2 separate regions of the Homo sapiens genome follow, and region 1 is linked to region 2. Evidence: chromatin loops called from intact Hi-C (ENCODE). Cell type or tissue: heart right ventricle. All regions are shown on one strand. Links, peaks and the distances in the headings refer to the core of each region. The heading gives the core; the rest is flanking DNA. Region 1 has its middle 400 kb from the start of ADAMTSL1. Region 2 has its middle 230 kb from the start of SH3GL2.

Region 1 (15,375 bases), core at 4,895-12,894, 260 kb after region 2:
AAATGAATAACTTAAATCTCTTTCCTCTTTTATCTAAATATGTTTGTCAAGCATTCATTTTCAGTTTTGGAAGAGGACACAGAGACATTCATTGTTCAAAACAGGCATAATTCAGTGTTCTTTTCTGTTAGCGAAGCGAATGCAGGGAAGGGCCATGTTGACTAGGACCCGTCAGAATGGCGGGCAGCCCATCACCCAGGATGGGACAGTGATGCTTACTGTATACCACGAGGAAGAGCTCCTGGATAGTTCCCACAGGCAGCCTACTTCAGTTTTGTTCATTTAAACCAATAATTGGGGAAACTACACTAGAATCATCTTGTGAGTATCTGTCCATGCATAAAAGTCTTTGGGCTGAGTGATTTGGCTGTCCCAAAACACCCTCCTTTCTTGTGGCCTCTGCCTCTTGCTGTTGCAGAGACGTTTGGCTCTGCACCTCCTTTATGAGTGGGTGTTCTGCACCAGAGCCAGCTTCCAATTTCCGTGCCGGTTTAGAATCAACAACCACAGGACTCACATTTTATCCCCCACTGCCTCCCTTCTCTCCCCTCATTCATGGCACCATGCATATTTTTATGAATCCCCTCTCTTTTTTCAAAGTTAAAAAAATAAAAGAAACAGGGAAACACAGATGCTCCTACTGTTGCTCCATATGGAAACCCACTTTCTAAGCAAGCAAATTGTAGATCTGGGAAGCACACATTGCTGTCCCAAGCTTCCCCCTGGGAGTGTGCAGCTGGATGGGATCCTTTATTCAAAAGAGCAAGGAGAAGGGTGTGGGTTGGGGGTGGGTTGCACCGTGGAATGATCAATGTAGTCTGTAGGGACATGCAGAGGGAAATCTGCAAAATGTTAGTCTCCTCCATCTCGGATGATTCTCAGCATCTCCAACTGTAAATTCGTGGTAGCCTGGTAGAGCCACTTGGAATTTGAGAACTCAGGTTTTGATGAACTTTCTGGCTGTTTCTTTTGCTATTTACAATTTAGGAGTTCTATTTCATTAGAGTTAATTCCAAAAGGCTATCTATAGGAACATAAAGTGAAAGTCCTGTTACCTCCTTCTTGAACCACAGTTTCTATATTCACTTTTAAGAATCTAACAGATTGATTTGGGTATAAGGTGTTTGAGAGCAGAACTTCTCTCTCCTTTTTATATGCCCTATAACATAAACCTAATACATGAACATTCATAAAGAGGTAGACGAGTTGATGAAAGAATGATTACATGTAGCTTAAATTTATGATTAATAACTGGATTTCTATAAAATCTCATTGGCTTGTTTGTGCCCTTTAATTTGTAAATTATATCCTTTTTGGGAGGGTTATATAATGAAAATTTATATATAATATTTAGAAAACATTATAGATATTACATATGCTAATATTTTCTGGAGATGTCTTTGAGTCAAGACATTGGAACAAAATATTATATATAAAGTTTGGTTGTCTATTATAACTATATCACACTGGTATTCAAAAATTGATTCAGAAAGCAGTATTTGCTAAAGATTTTTTTTTTTTTTTTTTTTTTTTTTTTTTTTTTGGTGGGCTCTGAATAAACCTGGGAACAAGGAAAGGGTTGAAAAGATACGGATTTTTATTAAATATGTTCGAAGCAATTCAGTACCTTGGGGAAAACAACTTCAAACTTCCAAGGGCTTCTCTGCAGCTGGGAAAGTAAATTTGTAGAAAACTTTTTTCATGTTTAACTCCAAAACATGAAACCTGGCTCTATATACCACACTGATTCACATCTTACCCAGAGGGACAGATTCACATCTCTGTTGGGATGTACATGCAAGGATTTCCTGTACACAGAGATGGAATAAGCTATTGTGTTGGCTGGCAATTTCTAGTCACAGAGTAAGGAGACTGCATGTCTTTAAGGATTTAGGTTTTCATCTTTAATAAGTGTGGATTAACTCATGGTGTTTCATTACTCTCTTCTCAAAGTTCAATCATTTGCATGCCCTCTTTATAATTGTTTCCATTTTTATGTACCATTATAATTTTGAACTATGTCATTAAATCTGCTTACTTTGTAATTCAGTTAACTTAAAAGTGAACTTTATATCACCACCATAAGTGAAAAGTAGTGCCACAGGTCGTAGATGAAAAGTAATTGGAAAAATAAACACAGGGGTAATAAAATGACGTCTTTAAATTCTAGCTATGTTTTGTTGTCTGCCCAAGTCTCTGTGCTTAAGGTTAGTTTGTTCTTTGTTAAATGGGAGATTCTTAAGTGTTAGAAAGGGCCAGGCGCGGTGGCTCACGCCTGTAATCCCAGCACTTTGGGAGGCCGAGGCGGGTGGATCACCTGAAGGCAGGAGTTCGAGACCAGCCTGGCCAACATGGCAAAACCCTGTCTCTATTAAAAATACAAAAATTAGCTGGGCATGGTGGCAAGTGCCTGTAATCCCAGCTATTCAGGAGGCTGAGGCAGGAGAATCACTTGAACCTGGGAGGCGGAGGTTGCAGTGAGCCGAGATCGCCCCCACTGCACTCCAGCTTCAGCTTGGGACAGAGCGAGACTCCATCTCAAAAAAAAAAAAAAAAAAAAAAAAAAAAAGAATGGCACCACCACAATGACCAGTTCTCCCTTATTTAATCAGAATGATTGAAAGAAATGGCAAAAGAAATAAGCTTATGACAAGGTGATGTTATTTAATATAGTGTCACTATGTTCTTTCAAATAATCTTGCATAAATCCCGAAAACAATTTGAGTATTCTTAAAATCCTAAGTACCGTCAGTGATAAAGCATCCCAAGTCTTGGGAAATGCTGCTGTATAATAAAGATTTTGACACAGAAACTGAAGCACCAATAATAGAAGTATTATAATAAATTGCTCATATTTCTGGGATGCTAGCATCACCAGGGTAACTAGTGTTCAGTTACATAGAGAAAGATAGTTACAAATGTTTATATAAGACATAGGAGGTAGGGTTATTTATATCTAATTAACTTTAAGTTGACTTAAAAGTATCTAAAATATTCTTTATTATTTTATGCATCCATCCCTTTTGAAAATACATATTTATATAATGTGTACCTATATATACAGAAAGCAAGTGATTATTAGATGACTAGCTCTTTACTAAAATATTGTTTTTATATTTTTAGGTAATTAAAAATTGCTATTCTCATTTAGGTATGTTGTTGAAATATTTTGTTGTTGTTTATTCCCTTAATTTAAACAGCAATTCTAGGTGAAATTTAAACAGAATTTTATGACTATGAGATCCTAATCAAAATAGCAGTGGGTTCAGTGAACAAGCTGTTAGATCAACCCAAATGTCCAACAATGATAGACTGGATTAAGAAAATGTGGCACATATACACCATGGAATACTATGCAGCCATAAAAAATGATGAGTTCATGTCCTTTGGAGAGACATAGATGAAAGTGGAAATCATCATTCTCAGTAAACTATTGCGAGAACAAAAAACCAAACACCGCATATTCTCACTCATAGGTGGGAATTGAACAATGAGAACACATGGACACAGGAAGGGGAACATCACACTCTGGGGACTGTTGTGGGGTGGGGGGAGAGAGGAGGGATAGCATTAGGAGATATACCTAATGCTAAATGACGAGTTAATGGGTGCATCACACCAGCATGGCACATGTACACATATGTAACTAACCTGCACATTGTGCACATGTACCCTAAAACTTAAAGTATAATAAAAAAAAATGCAAGTGGTTAAGGGTTAGCCTGACTCTTTAGATTCCAATCCCAGCTCTACTATTTACTAGCCATGTAAATTTCATCAAGTTATTTAATCTTTTTGTGCTAACTTTCTCGTTGTTAAGGTCACAATAGAAATGATGATGCCTACTTTATTTGTTTTACTTACTTAAAGAGTTAATATGTATAATGCATGGAACAATACCTGGCATGCAGTGAAAATTCAAAAACATTAGCAGATACTCCTCTTCCTCCACCTCCTCTTCCTCATTCTAGAGGGCCTTTTGCCATATTATGAGATGAGAAATATGAAAGCATAAAATGCCACATACCACATTGAAACCATAATCATTGTGCTCTTACTGTGTTTAGTGAGTTTAAGTAGTGGGCAATTTAGATTACAAAACTTTCCTGATTTTGAGAATTACAGTCATGTTAATTCATATTCCAGTTTTCTTGAGGCCATTACCTAATATGAAGAGATATTATTCACAGTCAGGATGGAGGGGCGGTGAAATACTCAGCACAGAGAGCTGTCGGCAGCACTAAGCTTTACAACAGCAGCCGGGCCTAGGAACTTGGAGAGTCTTGTCTGGAGGCGGTGATTAAAAGCTTGTAAAATAAGATCTATGGAGGAAGGCTAAAGAAATTTGGATTGTTTACCCTGGAGAAGAGAAGACTTAAGGGTGATTTAATGCTGTTATTGAAGCATAAGAGGGTTCTTTTCTAGAGCCTCCTGGTAAGCTCCTCTGTAGCTCTCCTGAGATTCAAACAGGAGGGGGTGGGCTGACAGTGAGCACAGAGGATTTAGAGTAGGTAAGAAAAGCTTTCGACAGGATAATTTTTTTAAAAACAAAACAATTTGAAAGGGAGACTGTGGAAGTTAGGTTTCTGGAAGTTGTTAGTAATAATAATAGCCATCTGAAGTGGTTTGGTCTGGTCCTGCCCGGAGGCATAGTGATGGGGTGTATTGGCCAAAAACGTACTTCCTGTGAATCAGTAAAGGGCTGGCCCACCCCACCCTTAGAAATGGACTGTTTATTAAGATAGCAGCTCTTCCCATCAGTGAGAGTGTAAGTGCAGTTGGCCCTCCATATCTGTATGTTATACATCTCTGGATTCAACCAACCATGGATCACAAATAAAGTCAAAAAGAAAAACAACTAAAAATAACAATACAACAATAAAAATAATACAAATTAAAACAATACAGTGTATCAACTATTTACATAGCATTTACCTTGAATTAGGTATTATAAGTAATCTACAGATCATTTAATGTTTACAAGAAGGTCTGTGTAGGCCATATGCAAATACTAGACCATTTTATATAAGGAACTTAAACATGTATGGATTTTGCTATTCTCTGGGGTTCTAGAACCAATCCTCCATGGATACCAATGAACAAATGCACCTCAAAATGGTAAACCCCACAAGGAAAGGCTTCAACCCAGGGTTCCTAAAGGGAAACGCAAACCAAGCAGAGGTTCTCAGCTGGAGCCATGACTGACTATGTGTCCCCCTGGATGCTTCTGGAAGTTTTTAATGTTGTGAATCTAGAAATTTTAATATATTTAACAAGTTTTCACTGAAAGCACTCTATGTGGCAATAGCAGTGCTAAGTTCTAAGGTTATAAAAGCAAGTAAGATACATCTTTGCATTCAAGAAGCTCACATTCTGACAGCCTAAGGCAGCATGTGAAAGATCAATTACAGAGTGGTATAGTGCTATACAGCACTTTACTCTGGGACCTAGAAGAGGTTACCTAACTTGGCCTTGTAAGTCAGGAGAGTTTCCAGTGGAGGTGGTCCTTGAGGTAAAGGTATAAAGATAAATAGGAGTTTACCAGATGGATTTAAAAACAAAACAACAGAACAGCATGTGTAAAGACAGGAAGATACAAGGAAGAATGGATGGTTACATTAGCTAAGTGTGTGTCTAAAACAGGTCTATCATTACGTGACTCACTGCTGACATGTAAGCTATCTGGCAGCTGAAATACGGTGTCTGAATTAGGATGTGCTTTAAGTGTAACATACACACCATATCTCAAAGACTTAGTATAAAAAAGAATATGTTTCATTTTTAACTTATGACATGTTGAAATGATAATTTCAATATATCGAGTTGAAGAAAATATACAACTTATTCCACCTATTTTAGTTTACTTTTTTCTAATGCAGTTACTGGAAACATTTAAATTATATATGTGGCTCACATTTTACTCACAATAAGAAGGACATATTACACTGCAACGTATTATATACATACATACATACATACACATATATGGAAAATGCAAACACTGAAACAAAAGGTTCATAAGTTTACCATTATGCTTTGCAGCACACTCTGATATTGCCTATTCTATTCTATTTCATATTGTTTTAATGCTGGTTACAACCCATTAACTTGATTTCAAAGCCCACTTATGGGTCAAAATTTATAGTTTAAAACATATTAACATGTGATTTCACTCCTAATCTGGGCTTTATTCTTTAGCTGCTGAAGTGTTTATTTATTTTGACAATACTGTGATCTGATTGGATTTATCTTTAGACCCTGTCAATACATGGAGGGTGGATTGAGTAGAAGTGAGGTTATGATAGAATGAAGCCATAGTGTTGAAACTGCTATAGTAGTCCATGAGAAAGATCAGGAGGTCTCTAAACTATGGTAATGGCATTGGTGGTGCAGAGAAAAGAATCAATTAAAAGTTGATGAAGACAAAGGGAATGCTATTTAGAACATATATTATGGGATTTGGTGAGAGATTGGATGTGGGAGGTGGAAACATTGGAGCCTATAGTTGAATCTTTGGTTTCAGAACTTGTCATGGGGAGATTAGGAATTCAGGTTTAGACATATTGAGTGGAAATGTCTGCATGAGATCTAGAGTAGACCAGTGAGTAAACTCGTCAGTCTTAAGCTTAGATGTGAGGCTACAGGTCTATATGAGATAATCCAGTGAGTAAGTGTGGACTGAAAACAGACTAGGTAAGAGGACTGAATTCTAAGAAACACAAGCATTCAAAGAACCAGAATAACCATAAAAAGGACTGGATAGGAGAGCACCGTCTAGTGAAGCTGAGGGAGGAAAACATGTCCTGAAGGAGTGGATAGCCAGTCCTTCCACAGAGGAGCCAGTGCTGGGAAACCCATCTGACTTGGTCGACATAGCTAAGAGCAGGAGTTGCTTCAGAGAGGGATGGCAGGCAAATGTGGCTGGCTGGAAAATTAACAGAACGAGAAGAAATAGGGATGATAGACTCTTATACAGTTTTTCAAGAATTTTGCCTGGGGACGGAATGTGAAATTGAAGAAATGAGAGAGAGAGGTAGGGAATAGGAATGTATGAGTAAATGAATGAATGGTAGAAAGTGGAGGATGCAAATTTGAGGAAGCGTTTTGCACAATAAGTTTTGCTTTTTATTTTAAGAAGGGAAAGATTTCGGTATTCTAGTAAGCTTGAACTAAATGGCCCAGCTGTGAGGGAGAATCTGAAGATAAAATCTTGGGAAATGATAAGAAAGCAAAGCCCCTTGGGAGAAGGAGTCTTATAGCCAAACCAGAAGCCATGGAATTCATTGTGGCCAAATGTAAAGAGCGGGGCTAGATAGACAGAAGAGAGGAGGATGGGATGGTGTGGAGATGATGCAGGATGGGCTGCTGAACAGCATAGAAGGACTGCACACTCATCCCCACCCCGATGATCTGATACTCTGCACAGCTAGTGGCATCAAATATGTGAATGTTGTCCAGCAGCACTTGGCAGCCCAGGTCTAGGGGCAGAGAAGAAACATTGGGTGTTGGTTTAGGATCAGGTTCATGCTTGAACTGTAGACTCAGGGCTAGACAGGACTAGAAGGAAAGCAAAGCAAGAAAAAACAGGGAGGGGTCAGGGGACTAAGGATCTGGATGAGGTCAAAGATCAAGAATATATGGAGAAAGAAACAGAAGAGAGAGGAGATTGCTGTCGGGGTTTAAGTTTTGAGATGAGCATTCTGTGACAGAGCCACTGTGGGGGACGGCATGTCCCCAAGTTGACAATAGTCCCATGAAAACTGGTGAGCAGGCTCTAGAACTATAACTTTTTTGTTTGTTGTCAGATGTTTTTGGTTCAAAAAAATTAAAGGTTTGGTCACTTCAGAGCATATCTATGGGAGTGCTTTAGAATTTGTCCAGAACACCAAAAATAAGTGTGTGTGTCTGTCTGTTCCTTATTCTATCAAGATACTTGGAACAACAGGGGTTCCTGCCTTGTATAAAAGGATCTCCATGGTGAAGAAATAGTTAAAGGAACCGGAGTTCAGAATTCAGTTAAAAGATTAGTAAGTGGTTATGTTATTGTTCCAAATTCTCAAATGTGAAAAATACTTTGTAAATTACTAGACTATAACAATGCTAGGAATGCTAATATACTCAGAGGGTAGGAATGATAAATCTAGTGTCAGGTACAAGTGAAGTGACATTTTCAAATGGCCCTCTGCTTTTATCCATGTACCTAGCAGAGCCCAAGTGAAGCCCAGGAAGGGAGTGTGTCCTCTATAGAGATTTCTCTGTATCAGGACGTTTCCTCGAAAGTAGGAGATAAGTGCTGAAGCACGTGCCCATACCTCAGAGTACAGCCGGTGAATTATTTGATGCGTTGTGTGTTCCAGGATGACTCAATCTGGGGAGCTTGGAAGTCACTGCTGGAGAGATATTGTGAAGGGTGCTGAATGATGATATTCATCAGCCGCACTTCCTGTGTGTCCCTTGCTAGAACATGATCCTCAGTTTCATCTCCATTAGAGAGAAAATACTCTGAGTTCTGTTTTAATATAGAACAAGCTTAATGGTTCCAAGCTCTTGACAGTGCCAGAACCTTTCTAAGGCTCTTAGCTGTCCCTGGCAACTGTTAGAACAAGAACATTGCCATTCGTATGTCCAAGCTTGCATTTTCCGGGTGGTCCAAAAGCCATGTGCCGTGGGGATCTTATTTTTGGATTGTATTTGTCGTTTTTCTTGTTTTTCAGGAAATGATAGTTGCAAAAGCAAAAATGGGCTGATTGAAGGCCTCTGTGAATATTTTTCATTACTTTCGATGGCAGCTGATGATTTTTAGGCTTCTTACCACTGTTATGCGAAACATGATTTTATGTGATGGCCTCATTGCTGAGGGTGCAGCAACAGGAATAAAACAAAGATGGCTGTCCAATGTGAGTCTTGGAAGAGCTATCCATGCCTGGAGAGTGCTACTCACCCTGCAGTATTGGATCATTTGCCTGCATCTTGTAGAGGCTTCTGAACTTATATTTGAGAAGCTGAGACCTGCAAATATTGACCTAGTCTTCAAACCAACACAGCTTGCTAGTATACTATGTGAACTGTGTGTACACATACACACACTCATGTGTTTTGTATTTTTGTTTTTGTTTTTAAAGTAGAGAATGTTATTTTCTATCTCACAAATAATGTTCCTTAAACACAGTTATCACCACAGGTTGATTATCTGCATATCTCTCAGAGACAACATTGTTCAGACAGAAAAAAGAAAATCTTGGACCACTTGTATGTTTTTATCCAGGCATTTTTGTAGGGCCCACTTCGTTTTGAAGGGTTGGTACTATTAGGCTGACAATTTTCATTGCCCACGGAGGGCGATGAAGAATAGTGGAGTTTTCCAGTTCATGCTATCAGGAACTGATGTGTAGAATTAGGCTTAGATAATATCCTTTGTCTTTTCCAAAGATGAGACGATATTTTTCCTTTCTAGTAAAGATTGTATTTGTTGTCCATTTGCAGCTTAGGGGAAGGATTAAGAATTTTTATGTACCGTCCAGTTTGATGTTTGTTGCCTATTTAGGAAGCGAGACAACGAAGCTGATATTTAGTTAGTTTCTCTTAGGGTAGATTAATAGTGTTGTCCTCACAGCGTTATCTTCATTAATGAAGAGCACTGAAGTTCATGACATTCTGAGAGGCCAGAACAGGCTCACCAGGCCTGCCACGTGTTTTCTCTTCATGCTAATTCCAGGATTACTTGTAATTCCTGGATTAAATATATTGTTTGTCAGCTCTTCAGAGTAACCCCCAAAGTGCATGACATACTGCAATTCATCACTTGAATTGTGGGCCCTGTGAGGAGAAGGCTGTGTGGAGCTGAGTGATTCAGCCTGTGTGAATGCCTAATGAAGATCCACATCTCAACTAGTTTTGTGCTTTCTACTTGATCGCATGGACTCCTGCAAAGAGCTGCTTTATAAATCCATCTAGGTGATATTTACAGAATTGTTAAGAAGATATCTAAAGGGGGCACAAGTATTTTTCATGTGTACTTTACACATTTACAGAGGAAATTACATGCCACAGTGGTGTTTGCACTTGGGGGATTGGTGAAGGCCTTTGGGTGGGGTCCATTGTGTATGTGCAGAAGCAACACAGCTCTGGAGAATCAGGACACAGTGTTTCTTAGTCTTTCTTGGGTGAAAATATGAACACTTTCACGTATAACTATATCATGTTATTGACATTTAAAAGATATGCATGCATTTTTTATAACCTTGGAACTGTTTTAAGATAGAAGACAACATGGTGTATTTAAGTGAGCTCTGGCAAGGGATTAAAAATAACAGATTCCAACTTCTAAATGACTGACCTTGAGGGTGTCACCCAACTTCAGCGGCCTTGGCAATGTCATGTGCTAAATGAGGTAGTCTTAGTTATAACTTCAGGATCTACTTGGGGAGTGGGACTTCTAAGTTAGAATTCTCAAGCCCTATTTTAGGCTAATTTGCTAAAGGTTGCTTCACACGGGAGGTTATCAGCCTGTTTCATGCCTTGTTGTAAAACTGATTTTTTTTTTTCGCATTGAAAAGGGAGGCAGTGCAGGAGGAAGTAGGCTTGTTTATTCAGTGAACGGTCTAATTTTGGGTTCATTTCTCATTTTTTGGAGCATCTAAGAACTCCTTACGCTTTGAGCATTGGGGACATGAGATTTAAAATCATGCCCCTGTGTTCTGGTGCAGGTCTGAGATGCCCACCAGCTGGCCCAGGCTGCATCTGCTTTAATGACAGGCAAGCCAGGCTTCCCTTTGGCTTGTAAACTACTTGCTCAGCTTCTGTGGTCATTTTCTTTCAAAAAACTATGAATGCAATGCAGGAAGCACCATCCAGATGTCTGTATGCTGCCAAAAGATGGAGTGCATAGAATGGAGATTCCTGCAAATAGGTGTGGAGCAGAGAAACGAAGAGTATGTTGTCTGTTCTCAGGTGACCCTGGAGGAAAGGACTCATTCCACTTTGGCCCTTTTTTGTTTGGCAGATTTATTCATTTCACCACACTGTGTTTTCTTTTCTTTTCTTTTCTTTTCTTTTCTTTTCTTTTCTTCTTTTCTTTTCTTTTCTTTTCTTCTCTCTTCTTTTCTCTTCTCTTTTCTTTTTTTTTTCTTCTTTCTTTTTTTGTTGTTGTTGTTATTGTTGTTGAGACGGAGTTTCACTCTCGTCACTCAGGCTGGAGTGCAATGGCATGATCTCTGCTTACTGCAATCTCTGCCTCCTGGGTTCAAGTGATTCTCCTGCCTCAGCCTCCCAAGTAGCTGGGATTACAGGCGCTTGCCACCAGGCCCAACTAATTTTTGTATTTTTAGTAGAGATGGGGTTACACCATGTTGGCCAGGCTTGTCTCAAACTCCTAACCTCAGGTGATCCACCTGCCTCAGCCTCCTGAAGTGCTGGGATTACAAGCGTGAGCCATGGTGCCCAGCCTCACCACATTGCATTTCCCCTCACTGGAAAGGGAATGCTGTCATCAGCCAGGCAGAACAAATTTATTGGAAATAAATGTACATTTCTTGTTTCTTTTATACCTATATTCCTTATTTATTTCCTTCTTTCCTGCCTTCCTGCTTCCCTCTTGCCCTCCCTCACTCTATCCTTCTCCTTTTCTCTCTCTTTCCTACACTCCTCACTTCCCTCTTTCCCTTCTTTTCATCTTTCCTTTATAAAACTTCTGTGAGGGGGAGGGAAAACCACTTTCCTTTGAGTCCTGATATGAATTTCTTTACTATAATGGTAATTGAAATTTGCATCATTTCTTACTTAGTCTAATAAGAATATTACAATAATGGTTATTAAATTTATTAAAACTTCTATAACATAAAGAAGTGTGTATGGTACACTTGTATGCATTTTTAAAAAGTGAAGTAGAAGTGAGGTCACAGTCAATGTGCAAAAGAGTTTTATCTGAGCAGAAAAAAGCCCTGGTAGTTTAACATGGGTGGGAGCCACAAGTACGTTGGGACTCACCCCACCCTATCCCACCCTTCTGAAGCTGTGTAGTTTGCGGACTATGTAATAAAATGGGGTTAATGTGTGTAGTTTGAAGTCAGTTTCAATATAAAAGTTTTATAAAAGTCAATTTCATTACTTTATAGCACACTAAAATCATTTAGTTTTGGCATATACCCTAGCTGACTGCAGTGATTTATCCAAGAAGAAAAACAGTTTCATTTCTAAAGGAAGAAAAGGCAAAGATCATAGCCAACATCGGAAAATGGATTAGGGAAAGAAAGTAACATCCTTGGCCCCAAGCCCACCCTGGGAGGGCTGTGTAACCCCAGAAGGAGGCCAAGGCTGAATTAGTGCTGACCCAGGCTTTGGGGCATTTCCAAGCTGAGTGTTGAACTAATACAGGGAAGTTCCTGCTGTGGGCAGACCTGTGCCTGTAAAAGGTGCTGAGTGAATATTTATTGATCAAGCTGTTAATTAAATACCAAGTCCCAAACCAGCATTCAATTTATTTGAATTCCAGAGGAAGTAGTGTAGTGTCAACACAAATAAACACTCACCTAAGTAATAGCATCTAAAACTGTTACACAATTTAAACATCACCTCAAGATGAATCCCTGATTCAAGAATGAGGATATTAGTTTTTCTCTTTTATTAGGTTCCTGTTTGGTTTCTCTAAACAATGTGCCAATGAATAATTGTGACTTCCTCAAATCCTTCCTAACCAAGATCTATTCCCGTGGTTTCACGTTTTATTTTGTTTCTTTTCTTTGTATGGATAGCTAAGCCCTAATAAAACTATTGCTCAACATGGGAAATATTGGAAATATTTTATGAAATTTAGGTCATTACCATGGTGCTGTGCTACCGGATTAATACATTCTTCTGCACATCTTACTGAGTTCCTTCTGTAGTCTAGGTATTGTCCTCCTCGTGAGGTGGACACAGGTAAATACCACTGATACAGTTCTTCCATTTAAGACACTTAAAACTTGTGGAAAAAGATCAGTGAGCAAACACATGCATGATCATAAGTGGCTATAAATGCTGTGGCAGAAATGATAAGGGCACAGTGACAAAAATAGTGCCTCCATGGGATAATGAGGAAAGGGGCTTCTCTAAGGAGCTGGACATTAGGAAGCTGTCTTGAGAAAGATAAAAAACACCTGAATGTGGTTATGAGTGCTTTGAGCATGTTCCATTCAGAGCAAATAGAATATTTGGAGACCTCTTAGGGGAATGTACAAGCAGCTAATGTTGGCCAGTGTGGCAATGTCATGTGAGCAGGGAACCACTGTTAACGGCTGGGAGACAGGATTTTGTTGAGTACATCGAGGGACTTATATGTGGAGAGGGGCTGGGCTATGTACATTATTGATACATATCAATAATGACTTGTGTTTTGATAACGTGTGGAGTGTGGCTTGGCAGAAAATAGGAGGAAAAATGGTGGTATTAAGGAGGCTTTTGCATTAGTTTAGGTGAACCATACAAGGTAGTAGAGATGACAAGAAATGGACCGATTGAATGTATACTTGGAATTACACGCTGTTAGATGGCTACGGAAGATAAAGAAAAAGGAAGGATACAGAATGACTCCCAGGTTCCTGGTGTCTTTAAACGTTGGCCACATTTACTGAGATGGGAAGAGTGAAAGAGAAGCAGTCTGGGAGGAGGAGGAGGAGGGTGGAGATTTATTGGTCTATTTTGGACCAGTGGAATTTCTCATGCCTGTGAAATATCCAAATGTAGGTATAAAATTAGTGATAGCATATAAAAGTCTGAATTTCCCAGGAGAAATTTGGCCTGGAAATATAATGTGGTAGTTATCACTATACAAATGGCATTTAAAGCTACACAAAGGCATATTTAACGTTGGAGGAAAGAGAGGGCAGAGAACAAAGATGCAGAGACCCAGAGGCAAGCCCTGGACTCCTCTCCCTTATTGAGTGTTCATGGAGAAGAGGAGGAGGTTGCAAAGGAGATGGAGAACAGCTAGAAACTAAGGTGGAAAATTGGGACAGAGTAATGGCATGGAAGTCAAGAAGGGAAAGTGTTTTGAGCTTAAAGAGGGACCTGTGATATTGAGAAAATGCATATCATGATTGATAAAAGGCCCCTTGGATTTAACAAGATAAGTTATCGGTGATCTCACTGAGAAGTTTCAAAGAAAGGAGTGGTGGTCAGAGGCCACACTGGAGTAGCTGAGAAGTAAATGGGAGCTGAAGGAAGGTAAACATCAAGTAAATGCTACTTGTGTGAGAAGTTGAATTGTGAACAAAATAAGAGAAATGGAAAAAGCTGCAGACTAACGTGGGGTCCAAGGAGGACTTTAAAAAAAATGCATATTTGTATGCTGATAGAATGGGTAAAAGAGAGAAACTGTTGAGGCAGGAGAAGGGGCTAATCGGAGGAAGATGAGAGAGATGGAGAGGGGCTAGCCTTTTATGCAGGAGTTGTCTTTGGATGTAAGAGAAGAAGATGCAGCCCATTTAGGAAGTTTCATGGGTGAGAAGTCAAGGCATCCCCATCTTGGCCTTTCTGGGGTCTCAACGAAGAAAGAGATATATTTGTCACCTAACAAGGACAGGGTGGGAAGGGATGGAGGAAGGAGAGTTGAACTGAGAGAGAAGATGTAAAAGTCATATAGGAGAATAGTGAGCAAACAAGCCTGCTACACAGATAAAAGTAGTAGCATTGCTGGGCTGTGTTGAGAGCCCATTTGGGGCTTGTGAGCACGGAGTTCAAGTGAAACCAGTTTAATCAGTACTTTAACAAGCATGACTCATGAGATAGAATAAAAATAAAACAATTTTTTTCTCCCATTGTGCCTTTTATAGTCGCGCAGTGGGGAAAGTTTTCTCTCTGCCACAGATAGAAAATTCTGGGCTGTCCCTACGCCTCCTAGGAAATAGAGGTTCCTGAAGTTATAGTTAGCTGAAAAAAATCTAGACTCAGAAATACAAATGTTGAGTTTCTACATTTCATCACTATTTTTCTGCATTCAAAAATAAGCCTTTCTTCCCCTACCCCACAGCTCCTGTGTGTCTGTTCTTAGTCAGAGTTTCGCTGACTAACTTTCAGGCTCATCCAGGGTTGTGCTCAGGGAGAGAGGAGAGGAAAGAGGAACAGAAGGTTTCTGCTCAACAGATACACTTGGAAAATAGATATTTCTTTGGTCCTGGTGTATATTTAAAGCTGTATCACTTTCTCGTGAGTATTTTTGTGGTTTTTTCTAGACTTCTCTTCTAAGCCCCTCCAATCGTAACCCCTAGGATGTAGGCATATTCTGTTTCTCTGGTTACCACTCCCTTCTCAGCTCCTAGATTTCCAGAAGCCCAGTCCACCCATATTCTCTCTGCAGGGAATCCATTGCCTTCCCAGTTGGTTTGTACAACTACAAGCCCC
Region 2 (15,375 bases), core at 4,273-12,272:
TGATTGCACCATACCCTGTGAGGCTTAGGAATGGGTATAGAGCTTACCTGTCCTACATATTACAGTAGTGAAAATCTTGGTTGTAATTGACAATAACCTAACACACACTAAAACAAGGACAAAAAAGGAATGAGTTGGTTCATGTAATAGGTAAACTCAAGAATGGAACTCACTTTGGGCAAGACTGGATCTAGGGCCTCAAGCAATGTCTTTAGAGCTTGCCTCCCTCTTTTTTTTCTTCTGTTTTTATATCTCAGCTGTGCTTATTCCCATTCCTCTTGATGTGTTGGTTTAATTCTCTCCTGCCATAGACAACTGTTTGCGCATCATGGGGAAGATGATTGCTGATAGATGTGAGTCTTCATACATAAAGGTAGAAGGTGCCCTTTCTTTTTAATATCCAAATGGGAAAATTGCATGGAAGAAGCCTGATTAGCCCTGCTTGGATCTGTGTCCAACCTTGGACAAGTCACAATGGTCCAAGCACTGTGGTGAGGTGGATAGGGCCCCATAGTAGTCCCAGTGTTGGTCATCGCCCCTCCTTGTGGAGGAGAAGGGCCAAGGCTTTAGGATGGAATCAAAGCAGCTCCCAAATCAAAGTGAAATACTGGACAAACACAAATCAATTGATGTCCACGCTGTTCCTTATATCCATTCTTAGGCTGTCTTAATTGATCTCTTTACCTTTCCCCTCCAGTCTAGGTCCCAACTGGTTCCTGGCTCTTGGTTTTATTTATGTTTTATAATCTCATCTACCCTTAGACTTAATGTTTATATTTGATTCCCTTGCTGAACCTCAAGGATTGTGGCTCAGATGTGCTGTACTATTTCTGCTTTCGACAACTACCTTGAGTAGGATTTCTTTCTGTGGCCAGCCCTAAAGACCTAACTTTTAGCACAAGTTTCATCTTTCCAATCCCCTTGAGATCCTCAGAAACAGAGATCTTGTGTGACATCAGAGTTGTAGTGGATTTAGGGTTCATGTGGCTGATAGCAAGTAGTAAGTCTTCAGTTAACATAAATGCATTGGCAGGAATGAGGGGTGGGATTTCAAGAACATGGAGGTAGAAGGAGAAATATTAAGGTAGGAGGTAGGACCTGAGGACTAACAATGTATCATAATGAGAGCATTGTTGTAGTCACATCTTGGGAAAACTGTGGGGCTTTGAGGTTAAAGGGGAATAGATCACTCCATGGTCAATGAGAAACCTTGGGAATCAGTGACTTCCTTTTATTTGGGAGAGGGTTGATATGACTTTTAAGACTCCATTCATTTGTTTCCTTTCCATATTTTTTTCTTGCAATTTGTTGAATATACAAGATCATTCATTCCATAGAGTTTCCTGCAGTCTGGATTTTGCTTATTGTATCCCTGTGGTGGTATTTTACTTGTTCCTAATATCGTTTTCGTTTCCAGTGATTTGGTACGTAGATCTAGGGAAGTGCCTTGAGTTTTTACCAAGACTACCTCTTAACTAGTGTGTGCTTCCATCAGGAGGTATTTAATCTTTGATAATTTATCTTTTTGTGATTTTGGCAGCTGGGGATGGTCATTCCTTAGATGCATTAATTCATTAGAAGTTGCAAAGTTGTGACATTCTATCATTTCTTTATTTGCCAGAATACTTCTATAAAGAAACTTTCATCATCTACTTTTTTTCGGCATTATAGTCTATAGAGGAAAGATAGAATAAAATCTTGATTTTTTTATTCTGGTTTTGTTTTCAAAATAGTTAACTGACTACCATCTCCAGTGGTGACCAATAAATATTTTTAAAGTATTATGAATTCGTGGATCTAAACATATCTAGTATGCTTTTAATCCATTGGAGTTATCCTTTGATACTCAAATTGTCCCTGCTTTGGCCAGTGTGAATCCATTCAAGTTGAATTCCAAGTACTTTGAATACAACCCTAGGTGTCACTCCAAACTTCCTTGCTTTCTGGTGAGGTGAGAAATACCAGGCTCCTCTGGTAGATTTCTTACCCCAGAACTGGAATTGGCCATTTCTTCAAGGAGTCTTGTTTCTGTTGAGTAGGAGGTAGAATTTAAAGACCACAGCCTAGGTGCTAGGGTGTTATTTTATTTTCGGAATGAGCAAGAACGAGAAGTTATTCAGCTACAATTAACATAAGTAATATGTAAGCGATGACTGGTACTAATTCCATGAAAAGGCCCTACAGATTTTCAGAAAAATTGCAAGGTGTGTTTAAGTACTTTTATGACGTGCCCCCTCCCCTATTATCTTTGGAAGGTCCTTGGGGGCTTCTCAAACACACAGGCTGTTCCTCTTCAGAGGAGCTGACACTGAGGTCTACTGATGGGCCTATGAAACTGCCGATCATGTGAGATATGCTAAGTGAACAGAGAAATCAAACTGTGCTTTCAAATATAAGCCTAAAATTGGAATCACTGGGCCAGATGCTTCAAATTTGAGGCACTGATTTGTGTGAGCAAGCTGTTTCTCACATGGGCAGCCCTATGTAATAGGCCTCAGGAGGGCTAGCAGCAAGGATCTATTTATTTAACGAAGGTTAAACATTCACCCAAGCAGTGTGGGATGCCAGCTGGTGGGGAAGCTATCACAGAGGCTGAAAGGCTGTATCATCCAATCTGTGTGTTCTTTGTGCAGGTGAACTCTGCAGAAAGCTAAATTTGAGTCTGTGTGCTTACAGCCAGTTGTTAATTGTAATGTTCAGTTTCACCATGCACTGATAGCCAGATGCAATGTTTTCTGCCATGGGGCCATTCCTACCAGGAGGTCTGGAATGCACCTTTCCACTAGTCAAACTCCCCCTTCCCTGGACATTGCTGGAGGCTGTTCAAGTTGTATAAAGAGCAAGACTCCTCTTTATAAATGACTTAACTCCACCACCTCCCCCTTTTCTCTTAAAAATATGGCATTTTATGCATTTTATGATGCAGGTCTGCTACATGGTCTGGGTCTTTAGCTGGGGGAATTTTTGCTTGCCTTGTACCCAGCATTTGTTTAAATGCATGAAGACATGAGTGGCCCTTGTCCACACATCTGAAGAAGTTTGCTGACTTTGCTTTCCAAAATTGATTCACTTTATTCTTCCCACCTGAAGATAAGCAGTGGCATCTCCAGAAAGAACATCTGACACACAGAGATGATTGGCTTTTGGGTGAGAACATCAAATTACAGTTGCATATTTGGGTCTTATGAATATGGAGCCACCAAATCCAGCTGATAGTCAGAAACTGAGATAGTATGATGTATCATTTTCTGGCTCATGTTCAATGCAAATCTTAAGTGGTGACAATACCATGTTTCAAAGTCCCTCTTACTAGTACAAGCATGAGAAAATATATCCATATGATGTTTTTATTAAGGAGTTTGGTTATAAGATTTTATCTCTGGGGGAACACAAAACTTTGACCTTCACCTCACCTTCTTCTTTTACCTTTTCTTTTATGGGGGGAGAGGGAGCATATTTGGGTCCAAAAAATGACACAGATAGGCCACCATAAGTATGAATATAATGATTTTCTGCATATGAGGAGGAGGCTGGAGGTGGAGGGGGAAGGGGAATTCTAACCTGTATTGTGGACTCAGTGGCAGTACCCTGGGAGATGCTGGGTTGTGTATATGATAAATCCTGTGATAGTTGCTCCCAGGCCTATGGGCTCCCAGTATCTCCAAAGCAGATGGGCCCTGTAGACTGAAAGAGTGAGCATCTCTGTGGTAATCACTGTGGTTAACAACTGGAGTGCTCATCCAGATGTTTTGATGGTATGCTATGACCCTTCGTAGGAGAACCCCAGTATTGAGTGGGATCGAATTTTCCACCCAAGAGTTGGAATTAAGTGGCTTTGGAAAGAACTGTGATCTGAATTTGTTTGCAAGGCTTGTGCCTACAACTCCCTCCTGAAACCTCAGGGATCTTATGTCATCAATTATCACCTGTCTCCCCTCTCTCTGACCCACTTCCTCTGCTGGTTTTCCTCTTCAATATGTAAATACATTCAAATGTCCCACATCTTGAAATGATACCTTCACCATGCGTTCCCTAACTGTCCCTCAATCTTTCTCCTCCCTTGCATAGCCATCTTCTTGAACGAAGCATCTACTGCTCATATCCATTTCATCTCTCCAACTTAACTGGCTTCTGCTTCTGTACTCAGCAGTCCACAGAACTGTCCTGGTTAAAGGCACCAAAGTGTGGTTTCCTGACCCTGTTTCACTGAAGTGGGAAGTTTCCATCTGGAAACTTTGTTACTTTGCCATTGGAGACGCTTCATTCTTTGCTTTCTCCCTCTGCTGTTTTATAGTCTCTTGTCTCTGTGTAGCTTTCCTTTCTGTCTGTCTGTGGGTATTGGTCATTGTGAGGGCCTCTCTCCACACCCTTTTCTTGTCTCCTTCTCTGTATATATGTTCCCCAAAGAGTGACCAGGTCGACTTCCATAACTTCAATTACCATGTACACATTAATATGTTGAAAATCTTTCTCTTAAGTCCAGATTCTCTGATTTTCATATATGAAATTCAGCTTCTTTAAATTCAGTGTGTAAACAGAATTCATCATTTCCATTGTGTCCTAAATCTAATTCTCCTCCTCAATTGTGAATATCAAGAAGTGACCCATCTACCTACCTCATTATTTAAGCCCCAAACTTTGGATTCATTCTTGACTCCTCCCTTCATCTCATCTTCTAGTTCTCACACGAATGACCAAACTCTGTCCATTCAACTTTCTAATTATTTTTTAGATCTCTCCCTTTTGTTTTATTCTTAGGTCAGACCCTAATCTCTGCCTTTCTCCCCCATCCTCGCTTATACCATTATAGATATCCTACTTGGTCTTCTTCCCTCTTGTCTTGCTCTCTTTCAATTCATTCTCTGCTTGTTTTCAGCCTGATCTTTCGGAAATGCAAATTTCATTGTGTTACATCCTTGCTTAAACCTTGCACTGGTTCCTCACATCAGAGAATGTGAGCATATCAATGAGTATGCTTTAGCTAAAAATAACAGAATACATAACTGGGAGTGATTTAAGCCATAAGGGTTATTTTTTCTTTCATAACAACAAGGACAGAAATAGGTGGTCCCAGAGGTGGGTGGTTCAGCAGCTCTGTAATGTCACCAAGGACTGCCGGCCTCACAGTGTTAGTGATGCTGCCATTCATGTTCACCGGAAGGCTGCAACAGCAACAAGGATCACCTCTTTTCACGACAACTTTGACAGGCAGATTGACATGATGTGTCGTCTCCATGGGTGTCTCCTCTTTTATCATCAAAGAAATTCTATCTCAGCCATCCCTCTGGCAAATGTTCCCTTATATCTCATTGTCCAGAATTTGTTCACAGGGCTATTTCTAGCCATGAAAGCAGTCAGGAAAGTCAGTACCTGGCACATTCAGCCACCAACAGGAAGGCAGACCAGAGGGAAAAAGAAGTCAGGGGACGGTTGGTGAGTGGGCAACCAAAAGTAATTGTCACAACTTTCAATTCCTGAGGTTCTTTCTCACTTCCATGCCTCTCCATCTGTGGCCCCATTGCCTGGAACGTCACTGCCCATCTACACACCCCTCCGTTCACATGGCTCACTCCTACCCTTTTTCAGTCCTCAGCTCAGGCACTGCCCCACACCCCTGCATGCTGGACGAAATGCCCACCTGGTGTTCTAGATGGCATCATTTGTCCTACTCTACTGTAATTCCAAATTTCTCTTCCTCGTACTAGTCTTCAACCCCCTTGAAAACAGGGACTGAATCTTTCCCTCTTTTATAGCCACAGCTCATTTTCTTTGCAGGGACTAAAATATTTTTTAATAATCCCGTGAATGGATTTGAATATAAAGCGGCTTCCTCCGTGAATTTTTCCCCATGGTTTGTTAGCTATCAATAGCCAGTAGAGGGCGCTGTGACCTTTGGCTAGAATGCCCTTTAGCTGTAGTTTGATTCCTGTAGCATTAAGCTGGCTTTTATTTTTATTTTCTCCGAAAGAAGTTCTGATTTTTAGTTTTTTAATCAAAAGATTGAAATAATGCAATAGTTATTTTAGAAATTTGAGTTTTTTTCATCAAAAGATTGAAATCATGTATTAGTTATTTGAAGTTATACTTTGTATAATGTAATGTATCCGTGGAGTATTCTGAGGTCATTCAGAGTTATGGCAAACGTTCAGAATCCTCTGAAGTTTATTACTCAAATGATGTACTCTTTAAGTTCTCCTCCTTAGGCAGAGTGGCTGCAGCTGCTGAGTTCTTGAGAATAGCTGAAGTGGTCCGAAGAGCATCATCTGGTGTCTTAAAAATGTACGAATTTTTTCACTTGTTCAAACACTGTTTCATTTCCCCACTTTGTGGGAAATCACTTAGGCCAGGTTGGCCTAGGATGTTGTGTGGGCAAAAGTGGGTGTTATTTCAGGACTGGAGGGAGAATTGGTCTGGTTTAGGAAATAAGGACAGTGTATCATTCACTCATTCATTCAATCTTACATGCATTTGATAAACACTTGAGAAGCTGCTACCTGCATGGCATTATTCTAGGCACTGGGTCGCAACAGCTAAATGAAGCAGATTAAATCTTTCACTTCATGGAACTTACCTTCCAGGGAAGGAGACAAACAGTTAACTAAACACATGTATAATAAAATGCCAGGAAATCTGGAGACAAACAACCAAATAAACAAATGTATCATAAAACAACAGGAAAACTGTGGAAAAAAATAAGACACAGTAAGGGGTTAGAGGGATGGGGAGGGTGCTGTTTTAGGTATGTGCCATAGAGGAAAGAACGTTCCAGACAGAGGATTCAGCAAGAGCAAAGGCCCAAGGCAGGAGAGTGCCTGGCAAGTTTGAGAGATTCCAGAGAGGCCCCGGGAGCTGGAGCCAGGGGTGTGAGGGGCATGGTGGGAGACGAGATGGGAGAAGTAGGAGTGGATGACGAAGGGCTGGAGGGTCCCCTTAAAGACTGGGATTTTCTTCTCGATGTGATGGGAAGCCATGGGAAGACTTTGAGCAGGGGAGTGGCTTGATCTGATTTACTTCTTTAAAAGAATACCCTGCTGACTGTGAGAGGGGGTGGTCAGCAGTGAACGACTGGCCAGCTGGGAGGCCAGTGTGGGGGCCAGGCCAGAGGCACTGCTGGTTGGAACACAGTAGCAGTAGTGGAGTGGCACACAGTGGTCAGATTAGGCTGCATTGGAAAGATCTTAGAGTTGCCAAGATTTTCAGTGGATTATATAGTGTGTGTGAGAGAAAGAGAGTTGCCAAATCCAGAGTCTCCATTTTTTTCTTTTTCTTTTTTTCTGAGGATGCAATTTAAACAGAGGCCAAACCATTCATCCATCTTAAGCTCTTCTGCACCCTAACAGCAAACGTAGTAACAAACAACTATTGTTTATGTTGTCGTTAGCAATGAGGATCTCTGATTTCAGACAATAGGACTGCAGAATGGAGATGTCCTTCATTGCTCTTGATTGACAGCTATCTGTCAGTCAGGTCTGGATGATCTGCGGGCATTACACACACATGAGCGACCTGCCCATACCTTCAGTGTCCTCTGTTTTCTCTCATGCCCTGCTGCCTGCTTTTTTTTTATCTGGAACAGCAGCATTTCATTTTGTTAGCTGAAGCAAACCACCTTTTTAATGTTCATCTCTGTAACACAGAAAAGAACATGTTCTATCCTTTCTGATAAAGTGCAATGAAACCTCAGTGTGGCATTTGTTATTAGTGCAGGTTGGCCAAATCCCTTGATCAGGACTGATTATAATACTTTTGAGTCCTGTGCCTGTAATTCAGTGAGCTGCACCCAGTGGCGCCTGCAAAGAAAAAACAGGCTCGCCTCCCCCCGGCAATGGAGCCAGTAGGAAAAGAGCATAAGATCCAGTCATAGCCAGGCGCGGTGGCTCACGCCTGTAATCCCAGCACTTTGGGAAGCTGAGGTGGGTGGATCATGAGGTCAGGAGATCGAGACCAGCCTGGCCAACATAGTGAAACCCCGTCTCTGCTAAAAATACAAAAATTAGCTGGGCATGGTGGCATGTGCCTGTCATCCCAGCTATTCGGGAAGCTGAGGCAGGAGAATCGCTTGAATCCGGGAGGCGGAGGTTGCAGTGAGTCGAGATGGCACCACTGCACTCCAGCCTGGGCAACAGAGCGAGACTCCATCTAAAAATAAAAATTAAAAAATAATCTAGTTACTTCTTTTATCAAAAAGAACTCCCAATGTATAGACATGAACCTCATTAAAAATTATGCCCAATACTTTGGGAAGAATATTTGTGCAGCAATTCATAATGAAAAAGCCTGTCCTGGCCAGGCATGGTGGCTCACGTCTGTAATCCTAGAACTTTAGGAGGCTGAGGAAGGCAGATTTCCCGAGCTCAGGAGTTCAAGACCAGCCTGGGCAACACGGTGAAACCCCGTCTCTACTAAAAATACAAAAAATTAGCCGGGCGTGGTGGCATGCACCTGTAGTCCCAGCTACTTGGGAGGCTGAGGCAGGAAAATTGCTTGAACCTGGGAGGCAGAGGTTGCAGTGAGCCGAGATCATGCCACTGTACTCCAGCCTGGGTGACAGAGCGAGACACTGTCTCCAAAAGAAAAAAGAAAAAAAAAAGGAAAAGCTTGTCCTTCAGTGTTCCTGAGTCTCTCACCTTCTCTGCTGCTCCCTGCCTGTTTTGGGTCCCCTCCTCCTATCTTCCTTATTTCCACAAGAGCCTCCTAATTGCAGTCCCTGCACCCGCCACCTGTCTTACCCAGTCCTTCTTTTTTAGAAACTCCTGTTGTGATCTTTTGAAATCGTAGGTTTGATAACATCACTGTTCTTCTCCAAAATTTTGCCCCTATTGTGTACAGAATAAAGCCTGAACATTAAAGTCCTTCATCATCTGGGCCCAATTGCCTTTTAAATTTGCATCTTCTCCCATCCCATCTTTCAACCCTCTGTTCTATGGACAATATACACCCTCAGGATTCCTTTAGTACCAATGTGAATTCAAGGCTTTGCTCTTCTCTGTGCTGTTGCTTCTGTTTGGAATGCTCTTTCTTTTTTCCCTAGGAAACTCCTTACAGATCCTCCAATGCTCAGCTCAAAGCACCTCCTCTGTAAGATCTTATACCACTTCCCCATGTCATTTCCTCTCTATGAGGTCATAGCAGTTTCTAAAACTTCACATGCCATTATCCTAAGCAAATTAAGGCAGAACAGAAATAGATACTGTATTTTCCTACTTGTGAGTGGGAGCTAAATACTCGGTATGCAGGGACACAGAGATGGGAACAATAGGCACTGGGTATTCTGAAAAGGAAGAGGGAGGCAGGCAAGGGTTGAAGAACTACCTAATGGATACCTCATTTACTACTTGGGCAACAGCAACAGGATCATTAGAAGCCCAAACCTCAGCATCTTGCAATACACCCATGTAACAAACCTGCCTTTACCCTCTGAATCTAAAAACAAAACAAAATATCATGTGCGTCTATTATAGTGCAGAAGCTAATAACTAAAGCTGTTATTAAGGGATTTCTATGTGTCAGGGACTCCTTTAAGCTTTTTCTATGTATAATAATATGAATCTATGTCTTCCACTCGAGACTACTTGAGGATCAAGTTTTGCTTACATTCTGTAATGTTTCAGGGCTTAGTAATATACCAGAGGTATAATTCATGCTTATGCATTGTCCACTGAGTAAAGACCCAAAGATTTTGTTTTTGCCTTTGCTGGTTCTCAAGCACCTCCTGATGGTTGTTAGAATTCCCATAAGAATTCTGAGAAGACTTAAAAAAAAAGTCCTTTTTCACTAAGATGAAGTTTGGGGATGCCTCACTTTATAAACCATGGGCTATGCCTCAATTCACCACAGAGGATAAATCAAATTACCTCCTCTCCTATCAAGAGCACTTCTCATTTCTGACATTAATCGTAGATGTAACATGTTTTAGATAATAAGATGAAATGTAATTAATTTGCTCTACATGTTGTAAAGTTCTATTCACATATGTGCTAAATAAAGAACTCAGATTTGTCTTACCTTTCCCTTCTCCCTTGTGCAATTTAATGGTTTAGGAGTTCTGGTATAAAAATAAAGAGCAAGTGGAACATTTTCCCTTCACTCTGAAAAGTTTCAAGGGTCACTAGGAATTTCTATACACTCTGAATTAAGAAAACTACAAATATAAGAAACTGTATGGGTTCAGCTTTGTTCTGATGCTGCTTTGGACTCAGAAGGGTGGAACATCTGCAAACACCTGCTTGGTCCTATATCTGCAGGGGGAAGAGGCTAATCTAAATGCTACCATGGGAGCTCAGGGGTGTAAAAGAATGCTCTTTTCATGAGAGAAAGAGTGAAAAAAAATGTAGGCAGTTAGATGATTGATTGATAGATAAGTGTACAGTCAGACCCTTTGATACCTGGATTAAGACTCTTACACAATATCGGGGGGGAACCACAGTTAATGCCTGCTTCTGACTGAAGTCCTCTGAACAGGCAGAGACATCCTCCTGACAACCAGGATGGCATAATCTAGTTCAGGATCTGGGGAAAAGCTATTTTGAATGTAAAACTGGGTACAGGTGGTACCATTCCAGTGTCTTACGTGAAGATCCCAGGAAAGTTGGACCTAAGTTTTCCTCAAGAGGGCAGACTAAAATACAACCAGGGGCATATGCCGGTCCTGCAGCCTAATAAATAGCCCCAAAGACTGGTGTAAAAAGAAGGCTTTTCCATCAACTACAGAAGAGGAAAATAGTGGTGGACAAAAATCAGCAGCAGCTACCAAAGGAAGCTCCCAGTGGGCAAGCAAAAAAAAAAAAAAAAAAAAAAAAAAAGACATCTGTGGAGCCAGGAGCACTTCATTGACCACTTTGAGGAAAGTGAGACCTGACGTGGGATGAGAGAGGTGTCTAAGGGAAACCGGAGTTGGGTTTCTTATTTAAGGATTAAGGAAGCATAGGAAATGTGGAAAAGCACAAAACCACTAAAAAACTTCTCCATGAGTGTGTGCTGCCCAGCCATTTTGCCTAGATTGGTCATACTGACTGATCTGGGGTGGGGTGTGTGTGTGTGTGTGTGTGTGTGTGTGTGTGTGTGTGTGTGTGTGTGTGCGCGCGCGCACGCACGTATACATTGGGAGACGGTATTACGGTATAGCAGAAGCATTTTCTTTATGGTGGTTGCTGTGTTGTACTATGGTTTGTTGTTTGGTGTTTCTCTCTCTTGCCAGATTGTGAACTAGGTGGGAGAAAGCAGCATGCATCATTCCTTGTTGTACTGCTAGAACCTAACTCAGAACGTGGACTGCTGATTTATCCATAAATCTTGGTGAATGAACTAATTTATGAATGAATCAGTGGATAAATGGATCAAGCTGTGGTTTGGCTTTCTTTCACTGAAGGCTGACTCCATATGCTTCCATATGCTGCTTTCTAAAAAATATTTCAGTCATCTCTGAGAAAGTTTACCACTAGCATAATCTGCATTTTAAAGGTGGAGGACTAAGAATATTTTCTTATCTATGCAGGCATGGCTGGAAAGAACAGATTCATGGTTAACAGTCTCTTTCAGTGGGTGTGAGACAAAGACTTGTGCCTCCAAATGCACTCTGCAGATTCAGCCCAGCCTCCCAGAGCTCTAATAAAGGGCCAAAGCACCATTGTCCTCTAATTCAACTCTTTCATCCAATAGTTAACATGATTTTCAGGCTGTGGGAATAGGTAGGCCAAAGGCAGCATGAAGGAATGCATGTTCAGGAAACATGCAACAATTTATTGTGTGGAATCATGGGCATCTATATGAAATTCAGTACAGAACAAGCAGGTTACCAGTGTGTTATTTTGTTTATTCTGCTTTGTTTTATTTTAAACTTATATTCATCATCATCATCACCATTGAAACGCTCGTAATAGCAACTTAAGTTTCAAATAAGCAAACCCCAAAACAAGCAAACTCATAAGAGTATTCAAGAACAGAAAGCTGATGGAGATAGTTTCCACACTCAGGCCCAGTCTCCGTATGGATGGAAACCAAAGGAAGAGAGCTTGGGAGAAATGTCTTTTCATGATGAGCATCCTTGTATTTCCTGAGTAACTTGCAGATAACTTACGGCTACAGATGGGCTGTGGAGAGTTCCTGAATGGGACCTCTGTTGGCAAAAACAAAAATATAAAAACCTTATTTCTAGGATAGTTATAAATTAGTTAACAAGCGTTTTTGATTCCAAAATAATGAAAACATTTTATCATGCTTCAGTTATTTTAGCATGTGCTACAGTGAAATTGTCTTGGTCCACAGCTGTTTTTCAGCTCTTTACAGTTACTCTACTATACCAAGTTGCTCTGAAAGTAACTATGTTTAAGTGATTTAATTATGATGCTTAAGGTTTCTATGTGTTTTCAAGTCTTTAACATCTAAGCTTTTAGGAAACACTGTGGGACTTGCATCTTGTGGAGAAAGATTTATAGGTGATTAGGGTACCCAGGAACTTCAGACCCCATCTTGCCCCAGCTCTGATCCCCCTGAAACTGAGACAGGAGAGGATAAGGATGGGTAAAGGGCCTGCTGGGGCCTAACCCAGTGTCTGGCTTAGCCAGCTTCCATGGACTCTGAGAGTCTCTCTCCCCTGGAGTGCAGTAGCCTAAGGTCTGGTTCCATAGCAAAAGGAAAGACTTCCTGGACTCTGTTTACCCAGGCCCACACTGAAATCTCAGGTCTCTGAAGTTTACCCTTCAGAGGGAAGAGGAGAAAATCCAAGGAAAGGTATTCCATGAAAGAGAAAGGGCTGAATGATGCAGAAGCTTTATAAGCAAGAGATCCTCATTCACCTGAAGAAGCCTGTTGAGTCAGCTCACCATCTAAGAAGTCCCCAGTGCTGCCAGAGTGGTGGGAGCTAACAGAGACAAAAAAAGAGGAAAAATATGCCACCAGAAAATAAGCAGGAAAGAATTCTGCCTTCATCTGACTTTTTCATAAACACGGTGTTGTTCCTGAACTTACATTCTTGTAAATAAGAGAAAGAATTTATATCATCTAATCAATTATTACCATAGTTGGTGTTGTATTCATAATGCACTGGGTATAGTTTTTTATGAAATATGCTTTATAGGAATAAATTATGTGGAAACAGCCAAATGTTGTTGCACAGTTATTGAATCAGTCAGCATGTATTAAACTTGTTTTAACCTGTGGCTACCCAAACCTGGCTAATCATTGCAAACACCTGGAGAGCTTTCTGGTTGGCCGTTAGAAATCTGTAATTTCCAAAGTTACCAGGTCTTTCTGATGGTCAGCCAGATTTGAGAACTGCATCATGCCATGTTGTGCCTTTCTCCATGTTCACCTTCTGTATCCCAACTCTTCTTTAGGCCCATTCTCTAAATACCTGATCAAGCGAAGTACTCTCTGTTTTCTGATCACTTATAGAATACATGTATTACCTTTTATTCTTAGTCATCTTTTGAAGTTTATAAATCTGGTTTCCTACTTGTGAGTGAGAATATGCAGTTTGGTTTTCTGTTCTTGTGTTAGTTTGCTGGGAATGATGGTTTCCAGCTTCATCCATGTCCCTGCAAAGGACATCAACTCATCCTTTTTTATGGCTGCATAGTATTCCATGGTGTATAGGTGCCACATTTTCCTTATCCAGTCTATCATTGATGGGCGTTTGGGTTGGCTCCAAGCCTTTGCTATTGTGAGCAGTGCTGCAAATATACATATGTGTGCATGTGCCTTTATAGTAGAATGATTTATAATCCTTTGGGTATATACCCAGTAATGGGATTGCTGGATCAAATGGTATTTCTGGTTCTAGGTCCTTGAGGAATCTCCACACTGTCTTCCACAATGGTCGAACAATGAGAACACATGGACACAGGGAGGGGAACATCACACACCAGGGCCTGCCGGTGGGTGGGGAACTAGGAGAGGGATAGCATTAGGAGAAATACCTAATGTAGATGACAGGTTGATGGGTGCAGCAAACCACCATGGCATGTGTATACCTATGTAACAAACCTGCACGTTCTGCACATGTATCCCGAACTTAAAGTATAATAATAAAAAAAAAGAACAATGAAATCTTAAAAAAAATTCTGGTTTCCTCAGACCTGGAGGCAATTGAGTTTAGAACCCTTAGATCTTCAAGAGGTTAATGGCCATACACTCAATGTACATTTGCTGTTTTTTTTTTTAGCAGAATGCTAAACCTAAATTGGTCAATGTCAAATGCTTCAACTTTGAGCTACTTAGAAATATGTCTGTTGCTAAAGAGAACACACACACACACACACACACACACACATCCCTTACCACAGTTTACTGTTGTCAGTATTTTACCAGTTACAGTGAATTCTAGAATCTTACCTCACTTTATATCCATTTACCCTCTTTCCTTTATAATATAATCATCTAAAATAAATATTAATTTTATAAAAAATTCCTCTACACACATTGAGAACTGAGTCAGAAAGTATTACAATTTTTGCTTCAACATTCAAACACAATTTACAAAACTCAAGAGAAGAAATAAAGTTTACTTTACCCATGTTTTTGTTCTTTCCACTGTTCTTTCTTTTTTTTTTATTTAAGTTTTAGGGTACATGTGCACAACGTGCAGGTTTGTTACATATGTATACATGTGCCATGTTGGTGTGCTGCACCCATTAACTCGTCATTTAATATTAGGTATATCTCCTAATGCTATCCCTCCTCCCGTCCCCCCATTCTTTCTTTTCGCTTGATGTTTTAATATTCATTTTTTATTTTTATTTTTTGGTTTAGTGAACTTCCTTTAGCCATTTTTGGCGGTAGGTCTGCTGGTGACAAATTCTCTTGGTTTTCCTTCAGCTGAGAGTGTTTTGATTTCCTCATCATTCCTGGAAGATATTTTTTAGTGAATACAGATTTCTTGGCTGATAGCAACTTTCTTTTAGCACTTGAAAATTGTGTATCACTTCCTTTTGGTTTCCGTGGTTTTGATGAGAAATCCATTGTCATTTGAATGATTTTCCCCCAATTGGTAAGGTGTCATTTCTCCCTCACTGCTTTCAAGAACTTTTATTTGTCTTCAATTTACAGAAGTTTGACTATGATGTGTGTTGGCATGGAATTCTTTGGGTTTAACCTGTTTGACACACATTTGGCTTCTTGAATCTGTGGTTTTATGCCTTCACCCATTCTTTCTTTGAATACTTTTTCAGCCCTATCATCCTTCTCCTCTCCTTCTGAAACTCCAATTACATGAATGTTGGATCTTTTGTTATAATGTCATAAGTCCCCAAGACTGTTAACTTTTTTCAGTCTATTTTTCTCTGTTGTTTAGATAGGATAATTTTATTGTTCTATCTTTAAGTTCACTTTTCATATTTTTCTGTCTTTTCCATTCTACTGCTGAGTTCATGTATTGAT

The links. Hi-C counts contacts between places; a loop is a spot of excess contacts. Peaks named below come from ENCODE experiments on the same cell type or tissue, not always from the same donor. Only the 100,000 strongest peaks of a DNase experiment are listed, where the experiment ranks them.
Region 1: a loop joins it to region 2, with 34 times the contacts of the local background. A loop is called at or near these places in 5 of 110 quality-filtered maps.

The regions. Positions count from the first base shown.
Region 1 is chr9:18,063,446-18,078,820 of GRCh38, forward strand. It overlaps a transcript of ADAMTSL1 not described here. Among named protein-coding and RNA genes, the nearest start is that of ADAMTSL1, 400 kb to the right of the region's middle. RefSeq lists an enhancer at 7,573-8,772. In heart right ventricle, for the core only: no CTCF peak of the experiment used is centred there; a DNase peak (open chromatin) is centred at 8,330.
Region 2 is chr9:17,805,313-17,820,687 of GRCh38, forward strand. No RefSeq gene overlaps it. Among named protein-coding and RNA genes, the nearest start is that of SH3GL2, 230 kb to the left of the region's middle. In heart right ventricle, for the core only: a CTCF peak has its summit at 5,884 (motif pointing right); a DNase peak (open chromatin) is centred at 5,889; H3K27me3 peaks cover 922 bases.